Linked DNA regions of Homo sapiens: region 2 is linked to region 1. Evidence: chromatin contacts called from ENCODE Hi-C or POLR2A ChIA-PET data. All regions are on one chromosome and are shown on one strand. The core of a region is the stretch at or near the end of the contact, and the rest is flanking DNA. Distances in the headings are between cores, read along the strand shown.

Region 1 (6,395 bases), core at 1,199-3,698:
CAAGCCATCCTCCCACCTCGGCCTCCTGAGCAGCTGGGACTATAGGTGCACGCGACCACACCTGGCTAATTTTTGTATTTTTTGTAGAGACGAGTTTTGCCACGTTACCCTATGCATTTCACCATAAGGACCTAAGTTTTAAGAACCATAACAACCGGCCTGGCACAGTGGCTCATGCCTGTAATCCCAGCACTTGGGGAGGCTGAGGCTGGCAGATCATGAGGTCAGGAGTTTAAGACCAGCCTGACCAACATGGTAAAACCCTGTCTCTACTAAAAAGCCAGGCATGGTGGCATGTGCCTGTAATCCCAGCTACTCAGGAGGCTGAGGCAGGAGAATCACTTGGACCTGGGAGGCGGAGGTTGCAGTGAGCCAAGATCGCGCCATTGCACTCCAGCCTGGCGACAGAGTGAGACTCTGCCTCAAAAAAAAAAAAAAAAAAAAAAAGAACCATAACAACCAGTGTTGTATGGTGGACCCAATTTTGCCACTAACTCAGTGTGGTCTTGAGCAAGTCATTTCCCACCTGTTTCCTCATCTATAAAATGACAGCTAGGGATGGGCTAAAGGAGCCTTGAGGTTTCTTCCAGGTCCCAAAGCCTCTGCTTCAGCTTTCCTCCAAAATGCCTGCAGCCCCCAGAACCTCCAGGTAGCGCTTCCTGGCATGTCTCCTTGGCACGGCCAACATCATAGAACCACCATACCGAAAACTCGGCCCTTCCTGTGAGGCGGCTGCTCTGAATGTGTTAGTAGGGAGTGCTTGTCAGCCAGAGAAGAACAGAGGCCTGGCTCTGCACCTGTGGCTCCACTGGGAAGGTACTAACCCCAGCATTTACAGAGCAGTTTAAGAACCTCCTTTTTTTTTTTTTTTTTTTTTTTTGAGACAGAGTCTTGCTCACTCTGTTACCAAGGCACGATCTTGACTCACTCACTGCAACCTCTGCCTCCTAAATTCAAGTGATTCTCCTGCCTCGGCCTCCTGAGTAGCTAGGACTACCACTGTGCACCACCACACCCGGCTAACTTTTGTATTTTTAGGAGAGATAGGGTTTCACCATGTTGGCCAAGCTGGTCTCAAAACTCCTGACCTCAAGTGTTCTGCCCACCTCGGCCTCCCAAAGTGCTGGGATTACACGTGTGAGCCACCACACCAGGCCACAACCTCACTTTTAACATCCTTTCTGGGATATCAGATTATCTCTCAAAGGAGTTGGCCACTCTCCTATCTTATCATCTGTCTGCCACCTTTCCCCTCTTGGGGTGTCCCTGGTATCAAAGCAAAGGCTTTGCTCTTCTCATTGCTCCAGGCCTGGGGCATAAGCAAAATGTGAGCTTTTCTTAAATTTGTCCCCGAATCCTAAAATCACTCTTTCCTTTGACCCTCCTTTCTCCAGCCTGAAAGAGGAGTCTCATTCACGGCCTTTGTGGGACATTCATTTCCCTACAAGAGATCTGCTGATTGGCCTGGGCTCGCTAAAGCTGAAAGCTGGAGCATGGCAGGAGAGGGTCAGGATCTCACATGCAACATCTTGAAACCCAGGGTCAAGGGTACCTATCACAGGTACATGGAATTCCAAATGAACTCCACCAGCTCCTAGGAGTGCCTGAGGAAGCAGAGGGTGGTCCAGGTGCTCAAGAAGACATGACAGCCGCACTTTGGCACAATAGGTTAAATGTGCAGGTGAGAGGTACAAGCTAAGACCCAGAAGAGACCAAGGTCCCCCAAGGAAAAAGTCCTCAGGCAAGGTGACATGTGAGCAGCCTGAGACGATTTTAGTAGGCAGAGTTTTTGATGAGCTGGGGAGCATATGGGAACACACAGGGTTGATTTCTGCTTCGGTTTTTATTCAGATTGTTTCTTCTAACCTAGATAGAATAAGCCTCCCCTCCTCCAAGACTCAGCTCATCCAGCATGGTGGCTCACATCTGTAATCCCAGCACTATAGGAGGCCGAGGTGGGAGGATCGCTTGAGCCCAGGAATTTGAGGCGACACAGCAAAACCCCATCTCTACTAAAGATTATAAAAATTGGCCGAGTGTGGTGGCACACACCTGTAGTCCCAGCGGCTGAGGTGGGAGGATCACTTGAACCTGGAGGCAGAAGTTGCAGTGAGCTGAAATCACACCACTGCACTCCAGCTTGGGCGACAGAGTGAGACCCTGTCTCAAAAACAAAGAATGTGAGTACACAATCGTTAAGTGCCCCACCTAGTTTTAGTTCTGGCTAGAGCATATGCTCTATAACCCTGTTGGACTCTTAAGGCAAAGGAGAGGTCCAGGCAATGACTGCATCCAGGCAAGGAAGCAGGCACGGCAGCTTGGGAGCCAGGAGTCAAGCCCCGTGGCGAGGGCATCTGACTGCAAGCCTTAGCACAGCCCAAGCAGGGTTATGTGCTCTCTCAAGAAACGGAACAGGAAGGAGGAGGAGACAGGGTCTGGTTTAGCTTTCAGGCTTCAAGTGCCACCTGCTGGCAAGAAGGCTCCGTGCAAGGGCTCATTGGCCCAGAGCCAGAGAAGGGGAGGCTGCGCGATTCCAGCCTAGACCCAGCCCTACTCCAGAAAATAGGCCTCCCCAGGGACCTGAGTCGCATGGAGTGGAGTGGAATGAACGGCCAGAGACGGATCATAACCATAAAGAGTGACACTGTTGGGAGGCCGAGGTGGGCAAATCACAAGGTCAGGAGATCGGGACCATCCTGGCTAGCACAGATTAGCACAGACTCTACTAAACTCTACTAAAAATACAACAAAAATTTGCCGGGCATGGTGGCACATGCCTGTAATCCCAGCTACTCGGGAGGCTGAGTCAGGAGAATTGCTTGAACCCGGGAGGTGGAGGTTGCAGTGAACCGAGATCACGCCACTGCATTCCAGCCTGGCGACAGAGCAATCTCAAAAAAAGAAAAAAGAGTGATACTAGGGATCTGAATGTAATTGCGCAAAGGAAAAGAGCTATTTATGCCCATGATGTATTGTTTGTTCTCTGTGTCCTAAGAATGGGAATTCTTCCTAGGAATTAAGAAGGTATAATTCACTCTCTTCATTCTACAACTCTACTGATCGCCTACCATGGACCCAAGCACTAAGCAAGGTTTTCAAGGAGTTTGCATTCTAGTGAGGAAAACAGAAAATAAGCCATAAAGTTAAGTACAGGCTGCTACAAGAACACTTAGAAGAGCAGGAGCCAGGCGCAGTGGCTCACACCTATAACCCCAGCACTTTGGGAGGCCAAGGCGGGCAGATCACCTGAGGTCAGGAATTCAAGACCAGCCTGGGCAACACAGTGAGACCCCTGTCTCTAAACAAAAAAAAAAAAAAAAATTAGCCAGGCATGGTGGCACACGCCTGTAGTCCCAGCTACTCAGGAGGCTAAGACAGGAAGATTGCTTGAGCCAAGGAGGTTGAGGCTGCAGTGAGCCAAGATTACACCACTGCACACCAGCCAGGGTGACAGAGCAAGACCCTGTCTCAAAGGCCATCTAATGCAGACTTGGGAGTTCAAGGCAGGCTTGCAGAGGAAGTGGCTTGGTTTTGTTTATTTAAAAAAGTGGACGGGCGCGGTGGCTCACGCCTGTAATCCCAGCACTTTGGGAGGCTGAGGCGGGCAGATCACAAGGTCAAGAGATCGAGACCATCCTGGCCAACATGGTGAAACCCCGTCTGTACTAAAAATTAGCCAGGTATGGTGGCATGCGCCTGTAGTCTCAGCTACTCAGGAGGCTGAGGCAGGAGAAGTGCTTGAACCTGGGAGGCAGAGGTTGCAGTGAGCCAAGATTGTGCCACTGCACTCCAGCCTGGCGACAGAGTGAGACTCCATCTCAAAAAAAAAAAAAAAGTAATAATACTATGAACTTTATACCAATAAATTTGAAATTGATTGTTTCCTAGAAAATATAATTTACCAAAAAAACACAAGGCAACAAAATCTAAACAGACTTAATAAATTGAATCAGTAGTTAGAAATCTACTTACAACAAAAAGTACCAAACCCAGATGGCTTTATATGAGGGAGAAAAAAAAAAAAACGGATCAGATTCTGTAGGGCCCTATAATCCCCAATGAGGAGTTTGGACTTTTATCTTAATGATAATTAGAAGCCACCGAAGGGCTTTAAGCAGGAAAATGACATAATGAGCTTTGATTTTTAAAATGATGGCTTTGCCTGCATCCAGGTTGGCATGTGATCCAGGCTGGAGATTTATAATCAGTTTTAAAATGCTGAAAGCGGCTAGGTTTGGTGGCTCATGTCTGTAATCCCAGCACTTTGGGAGGCTAAGGCGGGCGGATCACCTGAGGTCAGGAGTTCAAAACCAGCCTGGCCAACATAGCGAAACCCCGTCTCTACTAAAAATACAAAAATTAGCCAGGCATCGTGGCGGGAGCCTGTAATCCCAGCTACTTGGGAGGGTGAGACAGAAGAATTGCTTGAACTCGGAAGGCGGAGATTGCAGTGAGCCGAGATTGCGCCACTGCACTCCAGCCTGGGTGACAGAGCGAGACTCCATCTCAAAAAGAAACCCCAAAACCTGGGTTCCTTCAATTTCAAGGTCAACTGACCATGAACACATGAAATATCCAGATCATTTTCCCAACTGTAAAATATTAATACCAGCTCCATCTCTTCCCCCAAGGGAAACTGGAAATAGAAATCATCAAAGTGCAAGGACTTTAACCAAAAAGCCTGTACTTGATGGGATATCCAGGAGACAGACCAGGGTCAGTACAGAGGGCTGTGGTTGGCCTGTGCCCTTATCTCTCCAGTGTCCAGCCTCTGGCTCTCCCTAGGTGTAGAAGGCTTCTCCAGGGAGGAGGAGAGAGCAAGGGACTAAAGTGGGGGTCCAGAGGTGCAGTGGGGGAATATTCACATGTTCATTCAACAAATAATTTATTGAAGCTCAAAGTGAAAATCCAATTACCTATCAGTTATTCAGTCTTGGGTGAATTATTTTCATCATCTTCAATGTGAGGTTTACCTTGGTTGTTTTTTTGTTTACAGTTTTTAATACAGTTTTTAAACAGGTAAACATCCACATAGTTCCAGAATCAAATATTGGGAATCCACCGGTATTTGATTCCAGAATCATCCACTGAGTGCGGAGGCTCATGTCTGTTATCCCAGCATTTCTGGAGATCAAGGAGGAAGGATCGCTTGAGCTCACGAGTTCAAGACCAGCCTGGGCAACATGACAAAACCCCATCTCTACTAAAAATACGAAAAAATAACTGGGCATGGTAGCATGTGCCTGTGATCCCAGCTACTTCGGAGGCTGAGGTGGGAGGATCGCTTGAGCCTGGGGAGGTTGAGGCTTTAGTGAGCCTTGATTGTGCTACTGCACTCCAGCGTGGACAACAGAATGAGACCCTGTCTCAAAAAAAAAGGTGTCTACGTTGAGGTCTCATTCTCAGCCATCCCCACAGCTGCATGGTATTCCATTATATACCATAGCTTAGTCAAAAGGGTAGTTTATTGAGGGAGAGATTTTGGAGCCTGGAGTTGTTTTTTTTTTTTTATAAAGAGGCCTTGCAGGGTCACATTTGGAGGCAGAAAGAGACACTGGGGAGCCAGGGAGTAAAAGAGCAAAGGCCATGAAGTGGGGCATATTCCACGACTTGGCCATTCTTCCTGAAGCCTTAGGAAGGAATCTAGCCCCCTGACTTGCTCAGGGAAGCTCTGGATAAAATATGTGAGGAGAGAAAAACCTGTCTGTGGGATTAACTTATTCTATTCATTTAACAAATATGTATGAGCCTCTATTAGGTATCAGGGCCCTGTGCTCAGACCATGGGGAACACGGGCAAGATCTCCAAATTGGTTTAGCTGGAGACAGAATGTAAGTAAACTTGCAAGCAAAGGCAGTGAAAGTGGGAGTCCATGGAGGGTCTGGGCTTAATAAGTGCTATGGGAGTTCAAAGCAGGGGGAGTTCCTGAAGAAGCCCCTTTCTCAGCCTCAGACCCTGGCTCAGATGTCATCTCCCACAGGAAACCTTCCCAGTGCTACACACATAACTGATAACTGTGTCTTCTGAGCTGCTGGAGTTTACACAGTCCCATTGTCCTTACCATAGTACCCTGTCATTCTTTCCAATCTGTTTCCCTTACTAGACTGTGAGCTCCCTGATGGCAGGTTCTGTCCTTATTCATGGTGCATCTCTGAATCCCTAAATCTCTGCACAGTGCCTGGCTTTCCATGTAGACATATGACCATTAAATTCTCTCTCACACAGAGGAGATAGGGTTTAAGCCAAGCCCTAAAGAATAAATTAGATTTGGACAGATAGGAAAGAATTAAAGCCAACAGGCATATAGATACGAGTGAGGTGAAGCATTGGCTCAGTAAAGATGGGGAAGGTACAATGGGAAATACAAGCATGTTAAAGGCAGATTGTGAATTCTT
Region 2 (7,134 bases), core at 1,500-3,999, 310 kb before region 1:
GATACAGGATGGCCTAATAGGTATGAGGTAGGTTAGAGTGGGAACTGCAGTGAGGGGTCATGGCATATAAAGTCATTGAGCTCCTGGGGAAAGTGGGAAGGAATAGATAGTGGACCAGAAACAAGTGTAGAGAATGGAGCACTTTTGTACAAATTAGAAAAAGAGGCCCTGGCCAGGCGCCGTGGCTCATGCTTGTAATCCCAGCACTTTGGGAGGCCAAAGTGGGTGGATCACCTGAGCTCAAGAGTTCAAGACCAGTCTGGCCAACATGGTGAAACCCCATCTCTACTAAAAAACACAAAAATTAGCCAGGCGTGGTGGCGCGTGCTTGTAACTCCAGCTACTCAAGAGGCCGAGTCAGGAGAATCGCTTGAACCTGGGAGGCGGAGGTTGCAGTAAGCTGAGAACATGCCATTGCACTCCAGCCTGGGTGACAGAACAAGACTCTGTCTCAAAAAAAAAAGAGAGAGAGAGAGAGAGACCCCTGTTGCACATCTTGGAGCACAGACTGGATTTCCACCCACAGTGGTCCCCTTTTAGATTCTAGAATAACATTGTTTCACCCAATGTTGTTTTATTACAATGCTGATGAGGGGGGTAAAAAAAGAATCAATTCCTGGCTGGGGTCACTGTCTGTGCAGAGTTTGCTGGTTCTCCCCATGCCATGCCAACTACTTTCCTCTCACATCCCAAAGATGTGCACATTAGGTTCACTGGCGTGTCTACATTGTTCTAGTCTGAGTGAGTGTGTGTGCATGTGTGCACGCGTGCATATGTGTGCCCTATGATGGGATAAGGTCCTATCCAGGGCTGCTTCCCACCTTGTTCCCTAAGCTGTCAGGATAGGCTCTGGCCACTCAGGACCCTGAACTGGAATAAATGAGTCGGAAAATGAATGAATGAATGAATATAAATTATTGTAAAATAAAAATTCGTAAAGTAGATGATAATCATACAAATACACAATAAAGTAGACAATACTCATACAAATACACAATAAACAATGAGGTATGAAAGCACTCAGGGAGACTGCTGAATTTGTTCTCATTTACCCTGTGTGGTGGGAGGAGTTGCGCCTTACAATTTTCACTCTGCACACATTTATTCCTTGGTTTAACCCACCACCAGTATGACCACTGTTACTCACTGATTCACCAAAAATAGGTAAATCTTACTTGCTTTTATTAATTTTTTTTTTTTTTTTTTTTTTGAGGGAGGTCTTGGTCTGTCTCCCAGATTGGAGCACAGTGGCATGATCTCAGCTCATTGCAACCTCCACCTCCCAGGTTCAAGCGATCCTTCCACCTCAGCCTCCTAAGTAGCTGGGACCACAGGTGCACACCACCATGCTCAGCTAATTTTTGTATTTTTTTGTAGAAACGGGGGTTTCACCATGTCACCCAGGCTGGTCTTGAACTTTTAGACTCAAGTTATCTGCACACCTTGGCTTCCCAAAATGCTGGGATTATAGGCATGAGCTACCTCACCTGGCCTAATCTTTCCTAAATGCATGTATAGCTCACATTTATTTCAATATTTAATACTGGAAATGTTTTGAGTCTTTTTTTTTTTTTTTGAGACTGCATCTTGCTCTGTTGCCCAGGCTGGAGTGCAGTGGTGTGATCTCGGCTCACCACAACCTCCCCCTCCTGGGTTCAAGTGATTCTCCTGCCTCAGCCTCCTGAGCAGCTGGGATTACAGGCATGCCACCATGCCTAGCTAATTTTTGTGTTTTTAGCAGAGACAGGGTTTCACCATGTTGGCCAGGCTGATCTTGAACTCCTGACCTCAGGTAATCTGCCCACCTTGGTCTCCCCAAGTGTTGGGATTACAGGCGTGAGACACTACGGCCGGCCTGAGTCTTTATTAACAAGTTTGATGATGTTTTTGTGACCAGGAATATATGCCATAGGAACTTAACTGTTGTTTATATCAATTAGGCCGTGATAATTTTTTTTTATAGTCAGTTCACCTAAAGTCACGGTTTCCAAGAATCTATCAACAGCATTAAGTGAAAACTTACTGTGCACTGAACAATTTGTGACTGACTTGTATCAAGCACATACATCATAACGTTGCTTAGGGACTGCTCTGCCTGCACTCCCGCTGTTGTTACTCTTTTCCCAAAATAGCCATAGAAAATGAAAAGGGAGGCTGGGCGCGGTGGCTCACTCCTGTAATCCCAGCACTTTGGGAGGCCGAGGCGGGCGGATCATGAGTTCAGGAGATCGAGACCATCCTGGCTAACACGGTGAAACCCCATCTCTACTAAAAATACAAAAAAATTAGCCAGGCATGGTGGTGGGCGCCTTGTAGTCCCAGCTACTCGGGAGGCTAAGGAAGGAGAATGGCGTGAACCCGGGAGGCGGAGCTTGCAGTGAGCCCAGATCGCGCCACTGAACTCCAGCCTGGGCGACAGAGCGAGACTCTGTCTCAAAAAAAAAAAAAAAAGAAAATGAGAAGGGAACTAATATTCACACTGCCTAGCTGCAGCCCTCACTGAATCTACTGAGCCCCTACTCTGTGCAGTCACCGTGATCACAAAAAACTCCATGAATTGTATATTCTCATCCCAGTTTTACAGATGAGAAAAATAATGATCCAAAGAGCTTAAGTAGTTTCCCTAAGGCACATAACTAAGAAATCATTCAAAGAGGTTAAGTATTATGTGCTGAGCTGAGTCAAATTGAGGTCTTCTGACTCATGCTTTTCTTGTCTCACTCTACCACGCCCTGTCACTGAAAATTGCTTCCTTGAGTTTGTGCAGTTGCACATTCGCAGTTATGCGAACCCCGTTTACTTCACTGCATTGACCTTCAATGGGCTGATTTATCACAGGTGAGCTGTTGGCTTCTCATTTGTAAGTGGGCCATCTGGCAAGCAGCATATGGAAGCAGACCCTTTAACAAGGTCATAAGAAGGTTAATTAACTCTAGATTTTAAACTATTTTTCTAAAACCTGAAAGAAAGAAATACTGTTTGATATTGAGTACCAGCTGTTAGTAAGGTGTTGTGTTGGGTGCTGTATAGATATTACATTATAACTTCTTGTTTAATCCTCACAATATCCCCGTGAGAAAAATACTACACTAGCCTCCATTTTTCCAATGAAAAACAAATGTGACATTGAGAAGTAACTTGCCAAAGATCTCCTGAGCCCAGGAATTTGAGGCCAGCCTAGGTAACATGGTGAGACCTCGTTTCTACAAAAAGTTATTTTCAAAAAAATTAGTCAGGTGTGGTGGTAGCTCCCCTCTAGTCTCAGCTACTTGGGAGGCTGAAGTGGAAGGATTGCTTGAGCCCAAGAGATTCTCGGCTGCAGTGACCTGAGAATCACACCACTGCACTCTAGCCTAGATGACAGAACAAGACCCTGTCTCAAAAAAAAAAAAAAAAAAAAAAAAGTTTGTAGCTCAGTGAATTCACTAGCGTCCTTCTCCAGCTTGTTTAGAAAGCATAGGAAATCGTTTATAGCAAGTCAACTCCCAGTTCTAACTTTAGGATTCTACCTGCAACTATCATTTTCAACTTATAGTACCCTTGGTGAATGCCAAACAAATAGGCATATAGTACCCAGACACATTTGAAGAAATGCATTTCTACCTTATTGCAAAAAAAAAAAAAAAAAAAAAGACTCACAATCTGATGTCTAATGGTCTAATGTCTATACATTGCTTGGCCATACTGCCCAAGGTAATTTATAGATTCAATGCCATCCCCATCAAGCTACCAATGACTTTCTTCACAGAATTGGAAAAAACCACTTTAAAGTTCATATGGAACCAAAAAAGGGCCCGCATTGCCAAGACAATCCTAAGCCAAAAGAACAAAGCTGGAGGCATCATGCTACCTGACTTCAAACTATACTACAAGGCTACAGTAACCAAAACAGCAAAGTACTGGTACCAAAACAGAGATATAGACCAATGGAACAGAACAGAGCCCTCAGAAATAATACCACACATCTACAACCATCTGATCTTTGACAAACCTGACAAAAACAAGAAATGGGGAAAGGATTCCCTATTTAATAAATGGTGCTGGGAAAACTGGCTAGCCATATGTAGAAAACTGAAACTGGATCCCTTCCTTGTACCTTATATAAAAATTAATTCAAGATGGATTAAAGACTTAAATGTTAGACCTAAAACCATAAAACCTTAGAAGAAAACCTAGGCAATACCATTCAGGACATAGGCACGGGTAAGGACTTCATGTCTAAAACACCAAAAACAATGGCAACAAAAGCCAAAATTGACAAATGGGATCTAATTAAAGTAAAGAGCTTCTGCACAGCAAAAGAAACTACCGTCAGAGTGAGCAGGCAACCTACAGAATGGGAGAAAATCTTTGCAATCTACTCATCCGACAAAGGGCTAATACCCAGAATCTACAAAGAACTCAAATTTACAAGAAAAAAACAAACAACCCCATCAAAAAGTGGGCAAAGGATATGAACAGACACTTCTTAAAAGAAGACATTTGTGCAGCCAACAGACACTTAAAAAAATGCTCATCATCACTGGCCATCAGAGAAATGCAAATCAAAACCACAATGAGATACCATCTCACACCAGTTAGAATGGCGATCATTAAAAAGTCAGGAAACAACAGGTACTGGAGAGGATGTGGAGAAATAGGAACACTTTTACACTGTTGGTGGGACTGTAAACTAGTTCAGCCATTGCGGAAGACAGTGTGGCGATTCCTCAAGGATCTAGAACTAGAAATACCATTTGACCCAGCAATCCCATTACTGGGTATACACCCTAAGGATTATAAGTCATGCTACTATAAAGACACATGCACACGTATGTTTATTGTGGCACCATTCACAGTAGCAAAGACTTGGAACCAACCCAAATGGCCATCAATGATAGACTGGATTAAGAAAATGTGGCACATATACACCATGGAATACTATGCAGCCATAAAAAATGATGAGTTCATGTCCTTTGTAGGGACATGGATGAAGCTGGAAACCGTCATTCTCAGCAAACTATTGCAAGGACAAAAAACCAAACACCACATGTTCTCACTCATAGGTGGGAATTGAACGATGAGAACACTTGGACACAGGAAGGGGAACATCACACACCGGAGCCTGTCGTGGGGTGGGGGAAGGGGGAGGGATAGCATTAGGAGATATACCTAATGTAAATGACGAGTTAATGGGTGCAGCACACCATCATGGCACATGCATACTTATGTAACAAACCTGCACGTTGTGCACATGTACCCTAGAACTTAAAGTGTAATTTGAAAGAAAGAAAAAGATGTAAAATAAATATTCTTGCATCCGTTTCTCAAAAACCATCAAGCAGCTTAAAGTTTATCTAGAAATTGCCTCAGGCAGAGTGCAGTGGCTCATGCCTTTAGTCACAGCACTTTGAGAGGCTGAGGCAGGAGGATGTCTTAAGCCCAGAAGTTGGAAACTAACTTGGGCAACGTTGGAAACCAACTTGGGCAACGTGGCAAAACCCTGTCTCTCCAAAAAGTACAAAAATTAGCTGGGCATGGTGGCGTTCTTTCTCCCATGGTCCCAGCTCCTCGGGAGGCTGAGCTGGGAGGATCACTTGGGCCCAGGAGGTCAAAGTTGCCATGAATCATGATCGTGATACTACACCCCAGCCTGGATGACAGAGCAAGACCCTGTCTCAAAAAAAAAAAAAAAAGAAAGAAAAATAAATCTCCTCAAAGGTAAAAATAAAAATATTGCCAAAGCCTTCTAAGAAAAGATAGTAGAAAGAATATTGAAAGTGGTTTTGGAGACATAGATTGTAAATCTAGATCTACTACCACGCAATCTGTGTGACCTTTGAAACTGCTACTCAACTTCTGCTTCCCAACCTGTAAAATGAGAATACTCAATCCTCTAGGCTGTTGTAAAGATGTAAAAGAGAAAAAAGAAAAAGATAATGTACATAAAGCTATATGACACCCTAAAAAATGTCAGTTTAATTAAAACAAGAATGTTACACTAAAGATGTTTCTGCATCTTCTAATTTATTGTAAAAAACTAAGAAAGAATTATGAAGAAATGAGATCTTTGTTCATTCGGCTCCTACCTTTCTGGAATTCTGATTTATATGAAAAGTTTCACTGTTGAAGAAGTCTATATGAGTTTTATATCCCTTTAAGCAGTGCAAATGCCTGTGCCCTTGCAAATACCTGTATGCCTGAGGAGGGGACCAAGTGTCAGCTTATATAATGAGAACTCATCTCACTGGCCAGACATAGTGGCTTATTCCTGTAATCCCAGCACTTTGGAAGGCCAATGTGGGAGGTATTGCTTATAGCCAGGAGTTAGAGACTGGCCTGGGCAACAAAGCAAGACCCCCATGTCTACCAAAAAAATTTTTTTTAATTTAAAAAAAAGAACTCATCTCACTGTATTGTATCTCTTAGAATCTTTTTCAAATTAGGTGAAAAGCCTCATGATTTCTGACTGGTCTCTTTTATCCATATTTGTAAGGTTAAGCAACAGATGTTTTAAATGTAGGACAAAAGATGGCCCCCCTCCTTCTCTTCTATTTTCTCCTCTTCTTCCCTGCTCTATTCTCAGAGCTTGAAATGGACCACATTACCTTTCAGACTGACAATAGACTAACCAACACACTGAAAAACTGAGCTTTCCAGCTTGCTGATTCACACCTTCTTTAAGCAAAGAGATGATTGTTTTTAACTCGTAATGTCTTTATTATTTCCTGACTCCTAACAAGCTTCAGTCAACCGAGATCCTTTTGTATCACACAAGTAAATACTGAAATAGAAAAAACAACAATGTCCAAAAAGAATTTCCATTGGAGATTTTTTTCCCCTCAGGTAGGCTAAAAAAATGAATTATTCTGCTCATATATAATGAAAAGTACTAATGCTGGTTAGCCTCTCATAGCATTAGGGTAACACTTTTTGATGAAATTCAGTAATTTAGTCTTGCAGCTTAATGGCAGGATCAATGAGCAAGGAGTTAAAAGCCTTGGACTCTATTTTCAGTTCTATCTCTGGCTCATTATCATCACTCTGCCCTCACCATCTCCTATTATTACTGGGGATCTCAATTATGTTAGCAATGAAATTCAGAAAAAACACTCTGTTAGCTAACAAATAAGAGGATGCAGCAATGTTATTTCT

What was found. A loop is a pair of places that touch in the nucleus more often than their neighbours do. ChIA-PET counts read pairs that join two places held with the same protein, here RNA polymerase II (POLR2A). Pooled maps may share reads with other maps.
Region 2: a loop to region 1 is called in a pooled map, with 3 times the contacts of the local background. The contact joins two enhancer-like sites. A Hi-C loop is called at or near these places in 2 of 168 maps with a recorded cell type or tissue (HL-60/S4 and thyroid gland) and 3 of 50 pooled maps. POLR2A ChIA-PET finds 5 or more read pairs at or near these places in 10 of 52 experiments (Caco-2, HEK293T, K562 and 6 more).

The regions. Positions count from the first base shown.
Region 1 is chr10:72,360,529-72,366,923 of GRCh38, reverse strand. No RefSeq gene overlaps it. Among named protein-coding and RNA genes, the nearest start is that of DNAJB12, 8.8 kb to the right of the region's middle. Within about 2 kb of position 2,448, at least 17 of the 41 ENCODE cell types and tissues checked have a DNase peak (open chromatin) inside an H3K27ac peak, as active enhancers do; they include PC-9, where a contact is called at or near this core.
Region 2 is chr10:72,672,171-72,679,304 of GRCh38, reverse strand. No RefSeq gene overlaps it. Among named protein-coding and RNA genes, the nearest start is that of MCU, 16 kb to the left of the region's middle. RefSeq lists a silencer at 2,560-2,854. Within about 2 kb of position 2,749, at least 6 of the 41 ENCODE cell types and tissues checked have a DNase peak (open chromatin) inside an H3K27ac peak, as active enhancers do; they include PC-9, where a contact is called at or near this core.